2 separate regions of the Mus musculus genome follow, and region 1 is linked to region 2. A link is a contact called in ENCODE Hi-C or POLR2A ChIA-PET data. All regions are on one chromosome and are shown on one strand. The core of a region is the stretch at or near the end of the contact, and the rest is flanking DNA. Distances in the headings are between cores, read along the strand shown.

Region 1 (7,722 bases), core at 801-3,300, 35 kb after region 2:
GAAGAAACAGAAGAGCTGAACGGGTCTTTGTTCTGCCAGGAAGAAGCAATTTTCTTTTCTTCTTTGCCATATTTACAACCCCATCCCAATATTCCCAATCTCTTCAAAAAGTTTACAGAAATTCAACTTGCTTTAGCAAAAAAAAAAAAAAAAAAAAAAAAAAGGAGGTAGAGCCAACAAAAGGGGGTTGTCCTACAGAGGTCGACCAGCACTTCATTCAGGTACTAATTGCCTGCAGGGAAGTCACCAGACTGTTACCACGAGTCCTTAGGCTAAGGAATATACCATCTTTGACCCCCTACCCTAAGAACTACTAACCCTTCCTAATCTGCATCAAAGGTGCCCCAGGCAGAGGTGGGCTAACAGACCACCTTTCTCCCCTCAGGCTCAAAAAGACCTCAGGGCTGGGCTGGCCAGGAGTTATTTAAGGCGGCAGCAGGAGGGTGGGGCAAAAAACTGTTGGCAGTATCTTCCTCCTCCACCCCTCCCCCTCACAGCCAACACACCTCACCCTGTAGACATCTCACTCACTCACTCACTCACTGAAGGCTGAAGCTATAAAATCTCCCAATGTGTGTTTTCTGTCATTGGCACGGCTGTCCCCTGCTGCTGTCCACCCCACTTTTAATCCACCCTTCAATCACCACCTCGATATCTTTCCAGCCAAAACACACACTTAAATGTAAAGAGAGGTATTTTAAAAAATCAAAAAAAGCATGTGGTCAGACAAGCTGTCCCTGGCCTTCTCCAAGGAAGAAAAAGGACACACCAGTGTTGGGGACTGGAAGATGGGCGGGGGGGGGGGGGGGGGATCAGTCAGCGGCCTAACATGCCTGGCAGGTTCTATGGTGTCTCTAGATGAACATCCCGCCTACTGACTGAAATCAATTTTAGCAATTTCAGTAGGTCGGCCGTGTGACAACAGGGGCAACCCAGAGCTCAGCGATTCAAACAAAAATCCAAAGGCTCGTCCAGAACATGCTGGGAAAACCCTCGGACAGGATGGAATGAGCCGGCTCAGAGGGATCTTCTGCTTCTATGTAGCAATGCATAATAAATTCTGTCCGCCCGGAAAAAGCACTGATGAATTTCAAAGGCATAGTATGACACGCAGAGGTTCCAGGATACAGAAATCGACAGCACGTCGCCCTTCAAAGAAGCATAATGACTTTAAAGCCTCCTTTCCCTCCTATCTCGAATGTCACCACCGCTTATCAGGGAAAAGACCGTGGAAACCCCGGGAGGGACAGCCTGGGAAATAAGAGAAAGGAGTAGCTTTAGGTCCCTTTGGTGATGGGCTGCCCTGCAAGATGCTGTCATCCAGTCATCCAGGGAAGCATGAAGGGGCCTGGGCGGTGAGCGGAAGCACCGTATACCCAGACACACACCCACCAACACGCTCGGATGCAGGCTGGTCTGGGCCAGCAGCGTAGTGCTTGCCCCCCTCCCGCCGCCCTCGGCTTAGGTGATGGAGTGGAAGGGTGTGCTGATGAATGAATACACCTGAGATGCCTCCATCCTGACACTTGCGCCCTTCTTCCTTTGGCCACTGCAGAAAAGACCCTCAGTAGTTTCACTTTCCAGCGCAAACCCACCAGGGCTCTCCCGTCTCCATCCACCCACACTGCAGCCAGGCTGAAGCGGGCGGACATTCCCTCCTAAGCAGAGGCCATGATCGCACTTACCTTCACCTACCAAAAACGAAAAGGCATAAAGAAACCTGGAATCCCCAAACCTCCCCGCGTCCTAGCAACTTTTCTTGAAGGGACGGGGAGAGGGGACACAGAGCAGCCGGGAGACACGGCTCGGCGAAGGTCCCCCGCGGCCACCCGGGGATGCTCTGGGAGAAGGGGGGCCCCCAGGTCCTTCCAACAGCTGGCCCTTTAAAAGCACCTCCTCCGCGCGCTGAACAAAGGCACCGCTCCGGGGGCCCGCTGCGCCCGCCCGGGAGCTGCCGCCGGAGAGCGCAGCCGCCGCCCGCTTACCTCGCGGGTCCCCGGCAAGGGCTTGCGCGCGTCCAGCCCGGCTCGCGCTCCACGCTACAGTCAGCCCCGCTCTGTTTTTCTGCTACTCCGAGCTGACTTCACCGACACTGGGGCCGGCCAATGGGCGGCGGCGACCAGCCCCTCATTAGCATGGCCTGGAACCGTCCACTCCGGCAGCGCCCAGGGGGCGGGGCCTGGCCGGCCGTGACAGGAAGGGGCGTGTGCGCCAATGGGGAGGCGAGGAAGAGCCCGCCGCCAAGCCTGCGTCCCTGTGAGCGGGGCGCGCGCCCGCGGGTTCCCGCGGATGTCGCGCGCGCACCCGCTAACCCTTTCTACCCTGGGCTGCCCGCGAGTGACTCCAGACGCTGGCCCTGTGGTCTCTATAAGGGTTTGCCCACAGAGAGCTTGAAAAGAACAGTAAGCGTAAAATAACAGTGTGTCCTAGCTATAAACAAATTACTTAACCCTGTGCCCTTTTGCTGATCTGTAAAATGGCACCATAATTCCTCTTGATAAAATGTAGTGAATAAAAGCTTGCCAATGGCACTGTCAGTCTGATTATATTCTACCAGACAGTTGCCTAATGCTCCCTATTTTCTCATTTGATTTTCCCAGCCTTGTGAAAAAGACGTTGTTACTAGTTTCTCGTTTTAGTCTTTATTTATTTATTTATTTATTTATTTATTTATTTATTTATTTATTTTTGGACAGGCGGCTCACGTATTCTAGCGCGGCCTCAAACTCACCGTGCAGCCAAAGATGATCCTTAATCCCACCTTCTGGGATTAGAGGCTGCCCCACATACTCACACCCCAGGCCAACCTCCTGACTCAGCCTCTAGAGCGGATTATTGGCTGCACCACTCTGCAAATTGGGGAGAAAAGAGTTTATTTGGCTTACACTTCCACAACACTGCTCCCCATTGAAGGAAGTCAGGACAGGAACTCAAACAGGGCAGGAGTCAGGAAGCTGATACAGAGGGATACCGCATACTGGCTTGCTCTCCATGGCTTGCTTAGTCTGTTTTCATATAGAATCCAAGACCATGAGCTCAGGATGGCCCATCCACAATGGGTTGGAACCTCCCCCATCAGTCACTAATTTTAAAAATGCCCTACAGGCTTGCCTACAGCCCCATCTTACGGAGGCATTTTCTTAATTGTGGTTCCCTCCCCTCAGATGACCTTAGCCTGTGTCAAGTTGACTTACAACTTTCCAACACAACAGAATAGTCACCTGAGCACAATTAATTCTTTTCTGCTATCTTGGGCAAGAATCTTCAGCCCAACTGTGTTCCTAGTTAGCAGGCTGTGTGGTGGGGTAAGAATAGGACCTAGTGACTGCACAGGCAAGGGGAACCCTGTCTGTAAAGGTTGTTAGATGTCAGGGAACAGTGACAGGTCCTGGCTGAGCACCTGCTGTCCTCAATTCTGTTGTCTGTGTATTTTAATTGAAGACTTCTAGCTGTCTGGGAGCTCGTGCTATAACCAAGGAAACAAGAAGCCTCCAGAGAACCCGGGGTCCCTCAGCACAGGGCTCTGCCTCGCCCAGACCTCATCCTGTTGCTTTGTAAAACACACTTCCCAGGCTCTGCTGTTACCTTATGCTACAGTCTGGACAAACAGCTCTCTGGTCTATAAAATAATAAAGCAGCAAGTATGAATGTGCCTGTATTAACAGTGCACTGTTGCACCAGGGCTGTGAGCTTTATATGCACCGCTACACATCTAACAACAACATAGCTAAAGGCACAGTGATACTAGGAGATTAGCCAAAGAGGTAGGAAATAGAAGGCAGAGAAACTGAGAGTTATCTACCTACCAAATCCAGGCAACAAGGTTTAGAACACACACACACACACACACACACACACACACACACACACACACACACAATGTCAGAACAACTCAATGTTCCGTTTGGGGCTGGAGAGATGACTCAGTGGTTAAGAGCACTGACTCTTCTTCCAGAGGTCCAGGGTTCAATTCCCAGCATCCACATGTTAGCTCACAACCGTCTGTATGTAATGGGATCTGATGCCCTCTTCTGTTGTGTCTGAAGACAACTACACTGTACTTATATACATTAAATATGCACCATTTAACAGAACACTAGGTAGCTATGAAAAATGAGGAAGTATTTTTGGTAATTTTAAAGGGGTGGGGAGCTGTGGAATTGGCTTAATAGTTCAGAGCGCTTATTCTCTTGCTGAGTACCCAGTTCAGTTTCTAGTGCACACACAATAGCTCACAACCATCAGTAAGCCGCCATGGCCCACTGTTGCCATAGCAAAACTCAAAAATGCTTATATTATTGAATGGGAAGGATGACTGAAAACTGATGTGTAAAATCTCATTACAATTTTTCCTCTAGAATTATGTATAAATATTTTTGTTCATCTTTGTTTTTCTGATTTTTTTTTCCCTTTATAAACATCTGTCAAGCCAAGTGGTGGTGGCACATGCCTTTAATCCCAGAGACAGAGGCAAGCAGATCTCTGAGTTCAAGGCCAGCCTGATCTACTGAATGAGTTCCAGGAGAGCCCAGGCTACAGAGTAAAACTCTATCTTGAAAAACAAACAAACAAACAAACAAACAAATAAAAAGTTATCAGATTATCCAGTGAACTTTTTAAAAAAATAATAATTTAAAAACGAAACACCAGACTGTACTCAGGAAAATTTGAATTCTACTCAAGGCCATTCTTAGAAATGAGAAAACTGAAACTCAAGAGACCTAAAAAGAGGTTGAACTCTTGAACTAACCCCTTAGTAGCTTCAGCAAGTGTCCCATTCCTCACTGGAAAGCATAAAATGAGGTGTCTAAGAGAGACGGAGAAATCTGGAAAAGACAGGAAGGTGGCAAGTAGAAGAGACAGAGAGGAAGCAAAACCTTCTACCTCAAAACATTTCTAAGACATCTCTTCCATGAAGACCAGAATGTGGTAGCTTGCTTCTGTGATAACAGCACTTGGAAGGCTGGGGCAAATGTTCAGAGTTGGCTTAGGCTACCCAGTGAGACCCAGTGAGACCCAGTGAGACCCAGTGAGACCCAGTGAGACCCAGTGAGACCCAGTGAGACCCAGTTTCAAAGAGCAACTCCCAAACTGTGGTCTAATAATAGTTCACAATAAAAGCAACCTAAGGGATTATTAGGTTTAATTAGACCGACTCATTCCTATCTCCAGCCATTCACTGATTCATCTGGGAGGGAGGCCTGGTGTTATAGATGTGGCAAGAGTAAGTTCTGTCCTCTCCCTGTTGCCCCAAGGTGAGGCCTAAAGGAGGCAGAGAGCCAGTCAAGTTCACGTAGGCTGTGCTGGTTAGTTTTATGTCAACTTGACACAAGGTAGTGTCATCAGAGAGAAGGAAATCTCAATGAAGGCTATGCCTTCATAAGATAGGACTATAGGGCATTTTCTTAATTAGTGACTGATGGGGGAGGGCCCATCCCACTGTGAATCCTTGTGCCATCCTTGGTCTGGTGATTCCTGGGTTCTATAGAAAAGCAGGTTGAGCAAGCTATGATGAACAAGCCAGTAAGCAGCACCCCTCCATTTGTTTCTGCATCAGCTCCTGCCTCCAGATTCCTACCCTGTTGGAGTTCTTGCCCTGACATCCTTCAATGATGAACTATGACGTGGAAGTATAAACCGTATAAACCCTTTCCTCCCCAAGTTGCTTTTGGTCATGGTGTTTCATCACAGCAACAGAAACCTTGACTAGGACGTGGGCCAAGGCCACACTACAGGCAAGCAGCCTACACTGAGAAATACCCCACACTTGCTTTAATGGTGTGATTGCCTCTCTTGGAGTTCTTTTATTTTCATACAAAAGGTCCTGAATTTTTATTTTGAACTAGACCCTTGGGTTAGGGTTATATCTCAATGGTAGAACACCTGCCTAGCATGTGTTAGGCCCTAGGTTTGATCGAAGAACTGGGCCCTATAAATAATGTAACTGGTCTTAAGGAGAGGAGACCCCAGGGCCTAAGGGGTAAAACTTAGGTCATTCATTCTCAACCTTCCAAATGCTACAACCCTTTAATAGAGTTCCTCATGTCGGTAGTGACCCCCAAATATAAATTATTATTTCATTGGTACTTCATAACTGTAATTTTGCTACCGCTATGAATCATAATGTAAACATCTGATATGTAGAATATGAGACAGCCAGAGGGGTCACGACCCATAGGTCAAGAACCACTGGCCTTGATTATAGATGAGGGCTCTCTATATCACAACTGTGTCTCTCCTATAGCTCACTTTCATTCCCAGCTCCCCAGGGACATGGGGAGGCCCCCGCATCCCAGACCCACAACACTTCACCTCTATCTTTCATGTGGAATGACGCATATTTGACATGACGTAGTGTATTTCTCTGTAGTTTTATTCCTCCGCCCCTCTTTATGTAGATTGTAAATGCCACAAACTCTCAGCCTGGGCCTGCTCATCTCAATAGGCCTTACTACTGTTCCTCTCACACTGAAAACAACAAAAAAAAAAAAAATCTACTTAAGTTTAATTTACTCTCATTAGTAACTCCTCATTTTCTCTTCATGTGCCTCAGATTGTTCCCAGCAGTGTCTCTACTACTGGAAACAGAAGTAAACTATGAAGCAGGAGAGTCCTGCATACAAACCGGAGTCAGCACCAAGCTCTCGAGTCACCCACAGGCCATCTCTCTCCCTGAGGAATCAAGAGAGGAAGAAACAAGGCTGCACAGACAACCTGAGTCACTAGCCTTCCTTCTGTCTATCCCTGGGGTTGCACAGCTTTAGTGACAGATCTCTAGATGACAGTGGCAAACTTTAGAAACAGCAAAATTTCCTTAATGAACAGACTCTCATCTAGGCATGGCAGTACAGGGGAGGGCAAAATTTATGCCTAAAATGTATAGAACTGATATAAACATTGGACGCACATACCATACTATAGCTCAGTGCCTGGGTTCCATTCCCAGAACCACAGAAAGACAAAAAAAAAAAAAAAAAAGAAAGAAAGAAAGAAAGAAAGAAAGAAAGAAAGAAAGAAAGAAAGGAAGGAAGGAAGAAAGAGAAGGAAAGAAAAGAAAAGAAAAGAAAAGAAAAGAAAAGAAAAGAAAAGAAAGATAAAAAAAGAAAAGAAAAAAGACTTGATGGAATGGAATGTCACTTCCAAGAATTCCACATTCTTTGAAAGCCTGTGACTATGAAAATAGTCACTGCCTTAGGGAAACTTGATGGAATGAGTGGGGAGTGGAGATTGGTCAGGACATGTCTCAGGAGCCAGGTCAAAAACAACAAGAGCAATGAGGATGTATACATGACTACTCAGAATAAATATAAATCATTAACACCAAGATTCCAGTTACCAGCCCCGTGTTAATCACCCACAAACATGTATTCAGATGTGTTTTATACTGTCCCTTGGGTGAAGGCTTGCATTCACAAGGGAACCCCAAGTACTATATTGTGTTTGACCAAGGGTGCAAGGTTTGACTTGGACATTTTCACATGTTCTTAGAGAGTCAAAATAATTATGATTTTAAAAAATGGGCCTTTGGTAGAAATCAGGCTGTAAAGCTGTCAGCCACCGTGTTGGCACAGTGTGTAACCAGTGTGTGTCCCTAGAGAAGGGCTCACACCCTTGGCTGGGAACTCAGCAGATAAAAAGACAAGGTGGCCTGCTGAAGGCATTGCTAAGAGATGTATCTTTTCTGGTTGGGACAGGAGAGTTGAGAGTCGTCAGTTAGAAAAT
Region 2 (7,633 bases), core at 4,153-6,652:
TAGCTGGGGTCTTCTTAGAAGGACTACAGGGGGCACTGATACTCAATCTCTTACCATCCAGAAATTTCACTGAGGGAATCAAATCCGTTTTGATCGTAGATTTGAGATGTCTACACAGATCAAATGGAAGCCACTCTATCTTAGAAACATCATAGCGAACCAATTATTGTCTTAGGGTTTCCATTTCTGTAAACAGACACCATGACCAAGGCAATTCTTATAAAGGACAACATTTAATTGGGGCTGGCTTACAGGGTCTGAAGTTCAGTCCATTATTATTAATGGCAGGAAGCATGGCAGTGTCCAGGCAAGCATGGTGCAGGGACAGCTTCATCTGAAGGCTGCTAGAAGACTGACTCCAGGCAGCTATGAGCAGGGTCTCAAAACCCACCCCCACAGTGAAACACTTCCTCCAATAAGGCCACACCCACTCCAACAAGGCCACACCTACTCCAACAAGGCCATGCTTCCTAATAGTGCCACTCCCTCGACAAAGCATATTCAAACCACCTCATTCACCATAAATGGCCTATGTGTAGACCCAGCACTCTGTAGATTCCACTACTACTTCCACCATGCTTATAATTTCTGATATGAAATCAGCCCAGAGGAAGCTAAACAGTCACACAAATCAAAACAAAACCCCAAACCCCACTAACATTCACCAAGAAGCTGTGAGAATGGATTAAGTATAGACAACAAAGGTCACCAGCCTTCAGAAGCACACCAGGCCCAGAGACAGAAGTGGAGTTTGGATAGTAGTATACTGATGGTAGACATTCCGGCTTTTAACAGACCTCCTTCAAAGTCATAATGGAATCCCTGGGTCTCGTTAGCCAAGCAGCAAGTCCTGAGAGTTGTGGCAAGTGTGGTACATACTACATGTCAGCAGTCTGAAAGTGAGTCAAATTCTCTTTGGTTCTCTCTCTGAGAGTGGTTCTCAGAACATGGCATTAGAATCCCTAAGATCTCTCTAGAGCTGAGAAGTCAAAATAGTTGAATGTAGCCAGAAAAATCTGTGCCTTTAGCCAACTACTCAACGTAATTCCAAAATGTAAGAATCACTGCTAATAGGCTACCTTCTTCCGCAATGGGGTTAATTCTGTTTAAGAGTTTTATTACATTATAATATGCAAGGGGTGCACCTGAGTGAAGTCCCCTAAGAAGACTAGAAATTGCCCGGAAATTGCAGGTAGCTGTGAACTACCCACCATGGGTACTGGGAACCATGCATCAGATTCTCTGCAAGGGCAGAATGCACTCTTAACTGCTAAGCCATCTCTCCAGCCCCTGAAACGGGGGTAATTAAGTCAAGGATTGGGTATCTTAATTGGGGAAGAGATTTAACAAGAAACCAGTCACTGGTTGTAAGAAAGAGAAAAGTGGCTGGGGGGCAACTGGGAAGACAGAGGTTGAGAGACAACATGATCAGCCATTCAGTGCCACATGGAAATTCTCCATTCAATGTGCCTGAAGATCGTGAGACAGGAGATTTCTTTCTTCTTCTTTTTTTTTTTTTTTTTTTTTAACAGAAGCTGAGAACTTGAGTCTGGACGACCTGGTGATTTAAGAATAAAGGTGCTCACCAGTGTGGATGGAGGTCTGCTCAAGCCAGTCTAAAGTACCAACAAGAAGAACCTTCCCTCAGGACCACATCCAACTAGAAAGCAAGCACCTGAGGTCAACCTAAGTTCTCGTGGAAGCTGCCTCCACCCCCTCTAGACACAGCCTTTGACCCAGGGTCACCACGGCCCACTCAGCTAACCCTAGCTAATCCATACCCCTAAGCTGATATCCATGTTTGCCCAACCGTAAGAAAACATGGATTTCATCTGTCACGCTAAGGTACAGGCTGCGCTGCCTTATGTGACATCACTCAGTGGGACTTCTCTAGGTGGACTCACTTGGCCAGTGGTGATGGTCTATACTCGTAATCCCATCACCAAGAAAACACTCAAATTTGGGGCCACTCCGGGCACACAGGGAAACAAGCAAACAATATACAAAATAAAACAATAAACAAAATACAAGAGTGATTACCAGCATACCACCAACACCTGGGTGCTTGTTTAAACTGATTCCCTAAGAGACCTGGGGTCTGGGGGTGGGGATGGAATGTGTGTGATGGGGAGGAAGAGGATGTTTAGGGAAGGAAAGGAATCAAGCAAAGGACATTGGGGGGTGGGGGGGGCGTGTGTGGTATGAAGAGGATGATGAACATGCAATTAGAAAGAATAACGACACACACATTTGAAAAAGCCATAATGAAATCCATTACTTGGCATGCTAACCACAAAGATCAGATTTTAAATTGTGTCCATACTGAACACAAATCATCTGACCCCACCCCAGACATTGAGTTAGAAATTCTAGAGCAGTCAGCAGCCTATGTCTTCACAAGTCTTCCATGTGTTTCTGACACAGCTGAAGTCTGGGGACCAGAGGGGTTATGCTATTAATATTGACCCACAATGGCTGATAAACCAATGTAGCATCATTTGAACAGGCTTACAGAACAATGTCTAATATATTACCTTAGGGCATTACAGAGCAAGGCTGAGACAAAATAGTGGTATTATCCTGCCTTATAGATAAGGAGATTGAAGTTGAGGTAGGGCTGGTAGATATTATCCCTACCCGGAGCCCTAGAGTCCACAGACTCACTGACAACCTCATGGCAATCAGACTTAACTCCAAGTAATTAAAAGTTACCAGCCCATACCAGTCTCTTCTCCGAAGCCCAGAGATACCATTGCCAGCAGGAGTGAAATCTGCTTTCTTTGTACCAAGTCCATTGGTATTCCCCTTCTGTTGGGTATTTATATATACTCATTAGAAATAATTCCCCTTCTAAGAGTACCATAAACTGTGGTGATGAACAGAAAAGGTGATATTAAAACCACTAAGAGTCAGACTTACTTACTCCCAGGGCTGGCCTGACAAAGGCAGTAGCCCTCGACTTAGAGGCTGGGTACCGAAAGTCTACTTACAGGTGAAAGGTTGGAACCCACATTACATCTTCCTAGGACATGATGTGGAGACAGTGGCTAAAACCACCAGGTCAAGCCACAAAAAACCATGTCTGCAAAAGACAGAGACAGAAGGACCAAGGGGTTTAAGTCCTAGCCTCCAACATGAGACCAAAGCCCACAGCATTTAGCACCCTGAGCCGGTTTCGTCACCCAGAAGCCACAACACTCATCTTGAAGGAGAGTTGGGAGAGTCAAATGACAAAGTACATGGTGCCAAGCACACCAAAGACAAATGACAACTGACTGGTTCCAAAAAGACTACGGGAAAAGAGGTAGATGATAAGTTCAAAGGTTGTACCACCATCCCCTGCTCCTCTCTGCTTCCGACTTTCCGCTATCAGCTCAACACTCACCTCTTTGAGAGCCTTCTGTGGTCCCCTAAACACAGTCAGGTCTCTCTAGCATGTGCTTCAGTGGTCTCCAGCACTTCCTCACTGCAGCCTCAAAATGATTTGTGATGACTTTACTCATATTGACTTGATGCCTTCCCTATGAACCATAAGACTCATGAATTCCAGGTTCAACGTGTGTTTTCTCCCTCGCACTTTGCCCTATGCCTGGAACACAGGAGACACTCAAATGTTTGCAGACTGAATCATCATCCGAACAGCTGGGCAAGGAAGGGTAAAGGCAAGAGGAAGTCCTATGGGTGGATAGCTCACAAGTCAGAGTGTCTGTAACTCAAGGATACCTGGAGCACATGGAACTTCTCCTGACCCAATAATATCTGTCTGGGGACGAGGAGGCAGCAGTCACTGAAGACTTTACTGTGTAGGAATGGAGATCTGAGTTTGAGCCCCAGAACCAACAACACAAAAATGGTAGGATCCCAGAAACTCACTGATCAATCAGCCTGCCTGGCCTACTTCTCGAATTTCAGGCCAATGAGAGAGCCTATCAAGAAAACACAAAGTGGGTGACACTTGAGGAGAAACCCCACCAAAGGTTGACTTCCAACCTCTACACACACACATGTACACACAGACACACACACACACACACACACACACACACACACACATACACCTCTAATCTGCTTCTGCTTTGAAACTGAGCCAAAAATGGCTGACTGTGGAATGCACGGTGCTTAAATCCATAGGCATCCTCTTCTAACAGGTGCGCACCAACCCAGATCTTAGTCTGCTCACAAGGTTTGCATTAAATGAAAGGAAGATGGTGCAGGGTGGCGTGCAAGTTTGGGGATTACTGCAGCTCTGCCTATAACAGACCCCGGCAGAGCCAGAAATCTACAGCAAGGTATGGAAAATAACACTGCCAAGTGCCAACTACTGAGTGCCTACATGTACTGGGAACAAGCCTGGGAGAGCTTCAAAACCTATCAAGAAGGGCAGTCGCCATCCTACAGATAAGGAAACTGAAACTCTGGAAGGCTAAGCCAATGCTCATAAGCAAAGTAAATAAATAACTCAGCTAGAACCTGGAGCCCAGACAAGTTGATTGCAAAGTGTGTGTGCCTGGACCCTATTCAACTACCACACACACACACACACACACACACACACACACACACACACACACACAGAGTCAGCAAATGGGATTTAAGACTTGGTTGGAAAAAGAGATAATTCCAGTTCAGGTTCTTCCACGGCTCTGTGGTGACCCAGGTAAGTGACCTCACCACCCCAGGCTCTGGGGACACTCCCTCTCCAGTAATATAAGAGTACAGCACATGACCGGTTCAGAAGAGACACAGTACTACTGAGCCCACAGAGTGCTTAGCAGTCAAAACCTATCAGGAAATGACACCTCCCTGGCCAGGGACCCAGCCACGCTGCAGTTGCTAAGCTCTCGCCCAAACTGGGGTTTGTTAGAAGCTTTGAACGTCAAAACAACAGAGGCTGACAAACTGTTTCCTAGGCCCCCTGAAACTGGCCTGGAACTTGGAAAGGCCAACAATAAACACTAAGGAAAAGGAGACTTCTTACGTGTATCTAAATAAACCCAAACCTCTCTTTCTGTGGTGGGGAGTTGAAGAAAATACTTGCTGTAAAAGGAGCTAATCTGTCCTCAAACCTCCTTGGGCTAACACTGATCAGCAATCTTCTTTGCAGCACGAACCCCTCTGGGACGTGCCCAACATATGCACAAGTGCAGGGGCAGCCTTCCAACACCAGGGCTGTCAGCCGACTAAGTCTCCTTCGTTCCATCCCCTGAGCTGCTATACGGAGCAGGAATTTACAGTCTCTTCTCCAAAGCCTTACAAGGTCAAAAACGCTAGATGTTGTGTAATTCCTATGATGACAAGGCTGTGGAGCAGCCCAGGCTAAATGACCAATACAAATGACACGGCAGAAGCCTAAGAGCCAAAATGTGGAGTCAGCACCGGGCAGCACTTGAGCCTTTGAGCCTGGTGCTGGCCCGGCTTCAGCAGCACACAGGCCCACCGCTGTACTGGCTCCTATGCCCTGCCAGTTGCAACCAAGAATGTGCAAAGCCACCCCAACACCCTGCCCTATTGCCCCAGCACCATAATAGGGGACACAAAAGAGCTGGCATTCGTGTGAGGATGACCCGGGTCTCCCACTCCACAAAGCCTGCAGTGACTTTAATGGGTACAGCAAGGCATGGGGAGAAATGGCCAAAGACAGCCTGTAAAATGGAGCATCAAGGACATAAAGGGAAGAAAAGGACTCTCCATCTTCTGTGTCGAACATCACACCTGGCAACACATAAAATAGTCCTGGGACAAGGAAGTAGAAAGAATCGAGTATATTAAGGGGGGAGAAAAGGAAACATAAAGAAAGAGAAGTAGTATAAGGAGCAAGACCTGGTCATGTTCCCCCATCCCAAAGCCACCATGGTCTTGCCCTGCAACAACCCATTCCTACTACCCAAGGCCCTTCCAAGATGAGCCTAGAAAAGCCAACCTCAATATCAAGCAGAAAAAACACAACAGCACCAGGTGGTGGTGGTGGTGCACTCCTTTAATCCCAGCACTCGGCAGAGGCAGAGAGGCAGAGAGAGAGGCAGAGAGGCAGAGAGAGAGGCAGAGAGGCAGAGAGGCAGAGAGAGAGGCAGAGAGGCAGAGAGGCAGAGAGAGAGGCAGAGAGGCAGAGAGAGAGGCAGAGAGGCAGAGAGGCAGAGAGGCAGAGAGGCAGAGAGGCAGAGAGGCAGAGAGGCAGAGAGGCAGAGGCAGAGACAACATCTCTCTGAGTCTGAGGCCAGCCTGGTCTACAAGTTCCAGAACAGACAAGGCCACGCAGAGGAACCCTGTCTCAAAACCAACAACAACCAAAAAGACAGGACTGGAACTTACATTCATCCTGGATTTGCCTTCTGAGTGGATTAGATTACAGGCCTGTGTCGCCAGGCCTGAGTCTTGGCACATATTTCTTTCTTGTTTTGTTAATTACCATTCATGGCATTCTCAAACCAAGTGTCAAGATGTATTCCTTGAGCCCTTATTTAACATCTATATGTCTCCTGGTTTAGCATTTCCTCCATCAAGGTAAGGCCATTGTACCTGATCCTGACAGTTCATCAACTCCAACTCTGAGAGTCTTGCAGAAAGTCTCTTATGGACAACAACATCAACAACAAAGACCTCTGAAGAGACACTGTGCCAAATGTTATTCTATGCCATTAGACCACACTCCAACAACTTCATGTCCATACTCAGAATCAGTGGGCAGAATGTACATAAACTAAATGCCAGCGTAACAACTGTAGGGCCAGAGTTCTTTCTGCATGACCACCTAGAAAACACACTGGAGCCAACTTACAAGGCTGGCACTCACCGACAGGAAAAACAGGCTCCGCTGTATTGTGCGCTTGTTTATAGATCAGGACTTGACAGGTGCTTGCAGACATGAAGGTTAAATCGATCTTTACAACAAACTCTGGGTCAATTTTATCAGCTCAACTTCGGAACAGGGGAAATTTTAGCCCCAAGTCACATAATATCTGCACACCCTGTCGTCTGCATGTGCATGTGCCAAGTGGGAAATGAATGCTAGGGTCAGAAATCTGCTTGCCAGACATAACATCTGAACAGCTCCTCCATGGCCGTGACAAGGTAAGTCACCTCCTAAACCATTACCTCACAGTTCTGCTCTTGGAAATTTTAGAAGTCACTCCATTAGGTGTGGCCTGACCAGGCTTTGGGGACAAGGAAACAATCTACAGCATTATATTTCAACTCCACCCCACAATCTGACTGCAACTTTCAAGTTGCAAAGTGAATCCCAGGAGACTCCTCCCAGGACTGGCTTCCCTATTCCATTCTAGGCCTCCACGTATAGAAACAGCAGGGCAGAGATATAGCTCTAAGCAAAGTGGCCCAGAAAGCCCAAACTATAGCCAAGTTCTGTACCCTACGTTCCCACAACTGAGTGTGCAAATATAAGGTTTGGAAAAACAATTAAGAGAGGGAATCAACTCTCATTTGGAAAACCAGGGGAAATAAAACCATATTTATCAATATTTCTACCATAGTATTATTTGGGGACATGCCCTTGTAGTTGTTCACAAATATCTGGTACATGGCTGTGAGCACAGCTTATATACAATCCTGTTTGGTTTTCCTCTATTTTGGCTTGATGATCAAAAGAGTCCTAGGTCCTGTGGCACCTCTCCTGTTC

Evidence for each region. Hi-C counts contacts between places; a loop is a spot of excess contacts on that map. ChIA-PET counts read pairs that join two places held with the same protein, here RNA polymerase II (POLR2A).
Region 1: a loop to region 2 is called in a map of heart, with 2.6 times the contacts of the local background. The contact joins the promoter of Sorbs1 here to the enhancer-like site in region 2. A Hi-C loop is called at or near these places in 9 of 37 maps with a recorded cell type or tissue (gastrocnemius, heart and left cerebral cortex). POLR2A ChIA-PET finds 5 or more read pairs at or near these places in 2 of 5 experiments (Patski and embryonic stem cell).

Annotation. Positions count from the first base shown.
Region 1 is chr19:40,511,686-40,519,407 of GRCm38, forward strand. Sorbs1 (sorbin and SH3 domain containing 1) reads right to left here and starts at 2,051. Exons shown (of 29, transcript NM_178362.1): 1 at 1,686-2,051.
Region 2 is chr19:40,473,072-40,480,704 of GRCm38, forward strand. All of the region lies in intron 1 of Sorbs1 (sorbin and SH3 domain containing 1), which reads right to left. Among named protein-coding and RNA genes, the nearest start is that of Sorbs1, 37 kb to the right of the region's middle. Within about 2 kb of position 5,403, at least 2 of the 3 ENCODE cell types and tissues checked have a DNase peak (open chromatin) inside an H3K27ac peak, as active enhancers do; they include gastrocnemius and heart, where a contact is called at or near this core.